Linked DNA regions of Homo sapiens: region 2 is linked to region 1. A link is a loop called in an ENCODE intact Hi-C map of the cell type or tissue named here. Cell type or tissue: PC-9. All regions are shown on one strand. Each heading gives the region's core, and the rest is flanking DNA. Links, peaks and the distances in the headings are about the cores only.

Region 1 (2,923 bases), core at 117-2,616:
TACATACATACACACAGGCATCCTAGTGTTTTTGCTTCTCTTATTGAAAACTTAATAATACAGTATTTTAGTTGAACGTTAAAAGATTACATTCTTTGAGAAAAACAGCTTTTTGAGGTATAATTGACATACAACAAACTGCACATATTTAAGTTGTACAGTGTGATAAATTTCGACATATGCAGATCCCCTAATCAAGACAGTGAACATATTCATCACCCTCCAAAGTTTGCTTGCTCCCCTTTCTATCCCTCTGTCCTTTCCACTCCTTCCCCATCTCCCCAGACAACCACTGCTGTGCTTTTTCTTCCTCTAGATTAGTTTGCATTTTCCAGAGTTTTATATAAACAGAATCATACTGTATGTACTCTTTTTTTGGTCTGGCTTCTTTCACTCAGCATAATTATTTTGAGATTCCTCTATTCTGTTATGTGCTCATTCTAAAATAGTTTACTCTACAAGGTTAAATTCTTTTTTTTTTTTTTTTTTTTTTTTTTTTTGAGATGGAGTCTCACTCTGTCGCCTGGGCTGGAGTGCAATGGCCTGATCTCAGCTCACTGCAACCTCCGCCTCCTGGGTTCAAGCAATTCTCCTGCCTCAGCCTCCTGGCTAGCTGGAATTACAGGAGCCCGCCACCACGCCTGGCTACTTTTTTGTATTTTTAGTAGAGACGGGATTTCACTATGTTAGCCAGGCTGGTCTCAAACTCCTGACCTCGTGATCCACCCGCCTCGGCCTCCCAAAGTGCTGGGATTACAGGCGTGAGCCGCCACTCCTGGCCCAAGGTTAAATTATTAATAAACAACATTCTGGTTAAGTATAGATCCATCATATGCATTTAGATGCATTGTAACTGGGCATAACTTAGAGAAACCAAAATCCAGACCATCAGAAATAATGCATTAGGAGCATTTCCTTATATCAGGAAGGTCTAGAGATAGTACCATTACATCAGCCTCACCATTAAGTGGTGGGGAAAAAAGCTTCTTTGGAAAGGGTTTCCAAAGGCTGGACTTTACATAAAACAGAGATTTTGGTAAGTGGAGTAGGGCTGGACATCACCATCTCCAGAGGTTAGCCAGGAAACCTAGGGAAGGGATGGCATGCCATCTGCTGAATTTTGAGTGTGGCATCTTCTGAGGGAGTCATGGAATGACATCAGCCTGAATAACCGTGAGTCATTCTTGTTCATACCTTTCCCCAGCACCATCGGCATGTGAATTCAGCAGCCCCAGAGTTTCTCCTTTCATCCAGTTTTGTTCTAGCCCCATTTGCTCTCATATTGCCCCAGATGAGCCAGGAGGGACAGACTGCTCCATAGGGTGCCTGAAAACCTCCAAATATGAGTCATGGAAAGCAACATCATGTAGTTGGCATTTGACTGAAAATCAAGAGGTCTGGATGTTAACCAAGAGCTGCCACTTAATTATAAGCTATGTGACTATGGATAAATCAAATTCTCTCTCTGAATCTCATTTCGTCAACTGTAAACTGAAGGAGTTGGACAAGGTGATCTTGAAAATATCTGCATTCTGTGTAATTAAGAGTGGAGTAACAGGCCAGGCGCGGTGGCTCACACCTGCAATCCCAGCATTTTGGCAGGCTGAGGCGGGCACATCACCCGAGATCAGGAGTTCAAGACCAGCCTGGCCAACATGGTGAAACCCCGTCTCTACAAAACTACAAAAAAAATTAGCCAGGCGTGGTGGCGTGCACCGTAATTCCAGCTACTCCAGAGGCTGAGGTGGAAGAATCGCTTGAACCTGGAAGGCGGAGGTGGCACCATTGCACTCCAGCCTAGGTGACAGAGCAAGACGCCATCTCAACAACAACAACAACAACAACAACAACAACAACAACAAATTAGCTGGGCATGGTGGCGCGTGCCTGTAATCCCAGCTACTCAGGAGGCTGAGGTGGGAGGATCGCTTGAAACCAGGAGGCAGAGGTTGCAGTGAGCTGAGATAGTGCCATTGCACTCCAGCCTGGGCAACAAGAGTGAAACTCCATCTCAAAAAAACAAACAAACAAACAAACAAACAAACAAAAGAGTGGGATAATAAATGCCCAGAGGATTAACAGGTGTAGTCATGCCAAGCACCATGTGGATAGCCTGAATTAAATCCCTACTTGTAAATGTGCTAGGCTATAGCATGGCCATCCATTCATCCATCTGCTCACCCATCCATCCACCTGTCCGTCAATAAATATTCACTAAGCACTTCTATGTGCAGGACATTGTGGTCAGCACTGGAGACAGGAAGATGAATATGGTCTAGCTCCCTTCTTCAAGGTGCTCACAGTTCAGTGAGGGCAGAAACATTTACACATAACTAATTATGCATGATAATTTTAAAATGTATATTTAGAACAGAGATGGTGTTTTGGTAATATCTTGATCCTCAGAACTTTGTACAAAGTTAAAGCAAAATAATTGTTTTTTCTGAATATCAGAATACATGGAACAAACAGCATTTTAGAAAATTCTACAGGGAGATATGGGAAAGAGGGATTTAAAATATTTCTTTAAACTAAAAATAGAACTACCCTTTGACCCAGCAATCCCATTCTGGATATATACCCAAAGGAAAATAAATCATTCTACCAAAATACACCTGCACTCATATGTTTATTACAACGCTAGTCACAAGAGCAAAGACATGGGATCAACCTAGGTGTCCATTAATGGTGGACTGGTCAAAGAAAATGTGATACATACACACCATGGAATACTATGCAACCATAAAAATAAATGGAATCATGTCCTTTGCAGAGATGTGGATGCAGCTGGAGGCCATTATCCTAAGTGAATTAGCGCAGAAGCAGAAAATCAAATATTGCATGTTCTCACAAGTGGGAGCTAAATATTGAGTACACATGGACATAAAGATGAAAACAATAGACACTGGGGACTCCAAAAGTG
Region 2 (2,923 bases), core at 253-2,752, 160 kb before region 1:
TCAATCAATCAGAGAATTCACAAAAGGAACTAACTTACAGAACTTTATAGCTGGTTACTGGTATTGCTATCCAAATTTGCTGCTTTTCATGCAGGTGTCTTTGTCAAGGATGGGCTGTGACATAAAATGCAAACAACTGTTTTTAATGCTACATTTAGTATACATTTTAAGTTCTCATTTAGGGCAAATGTTCACTGCAAATTAAACTAGAATATACAAACATTTATAATGTAAAATATAACTTGTATTAGGGGTTCCTCACTTGAAGAAAACCCAAAATAAAACTCAACTTGATAAAAAATATTTGAATATATGGGATGATAATTCAAGGTTTTTCCATGAAATAGGAATGTCTCAAATGTCAAAAAGAAAATTGAATTTGAAAGTCCTTTTGAGCATACTGGTTGACTAAAGTGAAGGACACCTTTTTTATTTGTTTATTTATCAATTTACTTATTTATGAAATTTTAAAAATTAAGTAAATTTGCTTCCTCCTCATAGCCTCTTCTCTAAAGCTTATCTTAATCATGTCTTCTCCTTAACCATAAGCCTACATGCTCCTAATTTTATGACTTTGTGATCACTGCAGGTTTTTATACCGTTACTCTAAACAGAATTCCAGGCTTATCTTTGCCATACCAATATCTGATGAAAGTTGTCAGCTGTATACAAAAACAAAATGACCTTCTGCTCAAGTTCCCTACCCCCACCCTCCACCCCACAATGACTGTAAATATAAACACATTTTTAAAATTTCTTAAATATTTTCTTTATAGAAATCCAATTTAATCTCTATATCTGCCAGGATATTCTTTCAATTCATTTATCAGTACACCTTTTGAGGTTATAATAGTATGGAGAATTATAAGGAGAGTTCTAAACCAGGGATAACAAGTTAAGTAACAGGAAGATGCATAAGAAAATCTATTGTTACTGATGGAGGGTCTTGACTACAAGTCTTCCAGGCTCTTGACATTTTGAACAAATAATTGGACAAAACGCACAAAGAAATGAAAGAATGAAGCAGCGAAAGCACAGATTTATTGAAACAAAAGTACATTCCACAGAGAGGGAGCCACAGAAGCAAGCAGCTGATGAGCGCTTGTTACAGAATTTTCTGGGGTTTAAAAATACCCTCTAGAATTTCCCCATTGGTTACTTGGTCACACCCCATGTGAATGAAGGAATGGCCCACAACCAGTCTGATTGGTTGCAGAAGGCGACCAATCAGAGGCTGAAGTGAAGTAACAAAGTTACACTCTTAGGCAAATGAAGACTAGGCCCACAACCAGTCTGACTGGTTATGCGAGGGGGCCGATCAGAGGTACTTTCCATTTATCATCTGCCACACAGTGCAAAGGGAGTAGCCTCTGATCCTTTTGTTACTTCAGTGTGTAGAGGTGGGGTTTTCCTTTTGATTCAGTTATAGGAAGTCAGCACAAATCGGCCTTAGTTTCCCGGCCTCCACACCCTATTCTCCTGTCTCACTGTGGTTTCTTTGTTCACCTTTATCTGTTTAATAGCATGTATTCATGCTTCTCACTGCCACTAATATGTGTTTTGGATGATGCAGCAAGCTAAATACAATTGCTTACAGGTCAATTCATTGAAAATATTTTCACTTCAGCCCTCTTCAAATTAAATAAGTGAAATGAAAGAATAGATCAATTAATCATTTTAGTAGCTAGGCCCTGGGTTATTGAGGTCAGTGACCTTGGTGGGCTGATAAATGAATTTGATCCTGGGGAGGTTTCTGTTTCCCTTGTTTTAATCATTTATGTGTGCCCTATTATTCATAGAGAGAGGTACAGTGCTAGCACTCCAAATTCAAGTTCATTAATATTACACAACAGATGCAGGTGTTTCCAGGACGGCTAAGTCAGAATAGCCCTTTTCACTGGAAAGTGTGAAAGCCAAAGTAATTGTCTTCCAACTATGCAACAGGCACAGAAGTGCATATTAGGATTACTGAAGTTGAAATTTTTACCTGACTCTCATTTGCTTCTTTCCATGCTTTGAAATAACCTTTTCCTTCTTCCTTCTTCTCCTCCTCCTTCTCTTCTTCTTTTTTGTTTTTTTTTTTCTTCTTGTATTTCAAAAATCATAAGGCCAGTAATTTAAAAGCATGGGTAGTCTTTTTCTTTATGAAAGTTTAAGCTAAATACCTGTGCATCTTCATACACTCTTGCTTACTATTGACTGAACAAGTTTGGAATTGAGGAATGCTGATGTTCTAGTTATGCCCATTTTCTTCTACCAAACAAGGTATTAAGTTTTGTCTACATATACAAACTATTGTATAAACAGGAACAAAATGAATTCTGGCAAAAAAAAAAAAAAAAAAAAAACTGGTTATTTTTTAAATGTTTATTTGAATGGGTAAAATCAAATAAAATAGCCAATGGATTATTATTTATTTATTTATTTATTTGAGCCAGGCTCTCACTCTGACGCCTAGGCTGGAGTGCAGTGGCATGATCTCAGCTCACTGCAGCATCAACTTCCTGGGCTCAGATGATCCTCCCACCTCAGCGCCTCTGTAGCTGGGACTGTGGGCGTTCACCACAACACCAGGCTAATTTTTTTGTATTTTCTGTGGAGACGAGGTTTCGCAATGTTGCCAGGCTGGACTTGAACTCTTGGCCTCAAGCAATCTGCCCGCCTCAGCCTTCCAAAGTGCTAGGATTACAGGCGTGAGCCACTATGTCCAGCTGCCAATGAATTATTTACCTAAATTGAACAATTTTTTTCAAATGAGTCTAAAGATAGCCTAACACTCAATTTTCAATCCTCACTAAAGCAGGAATTCTCCAGCGCTCAGAGATAAACAAACAAACAAAAATCCAAGAAAAATATATGGAGCCTTCTTTTTATAATTTGAAATTCTGTAGGTAATTGCATCCCTTCTACCCAGATAAGCTTT

The links. A loop is a pair of places that touch in the nucleus more often than their neighbours do. Peaks named below come from ENCODE experiments on the same cell type or tissue, not always from the same donor. Only the 100,000 strongest peaks of a DNase experiment are listed, where the experiment ranks them.
Region 2: it touches region 1 in a loop (2.1-fold over the local background); 3 of 110 quality-filtered maps call a loop at or near these places.

Annotation. Positions count from the first base shown.
Region 1 is chr6:134,536,098-134,539,020 of GRCh38, forward strand. The region is part of intron 1 of LINC03002 (long intergenic non-protein coding RNA 3002); the gene reads right to left. Among named protein-coding and RNA genes, the nearest start is that of LINC03002, 2.4 kb to the right of the region's middle. RefSeq lists an enhancer at 812-2,011. In PC-9, for the core only: no CTCF peak of the experiment used is centred there; a DNase peak (open chromatin) is centred at 1,294; H3K27ac peaks cover 1,621 bases.
Region 2 is chr6:134,377,961-134,380,883 of GRCh38, forward strand. No RefSeq gene overlaps it. Among named protein-coding and RNA genes, the nearest start is that of LINC01010, 58 kb to the right of the region's middle. RefSeq lists a silencer at 2,533-2,592. In PC-9, for the core only: no CTCF peak of the experiment used is centred there; a DNase peak (open chromatin) is centred at 1,291; H3K4me3 peaks cover 1,066 bases; H3K27ac peaks cover 1,455 bases.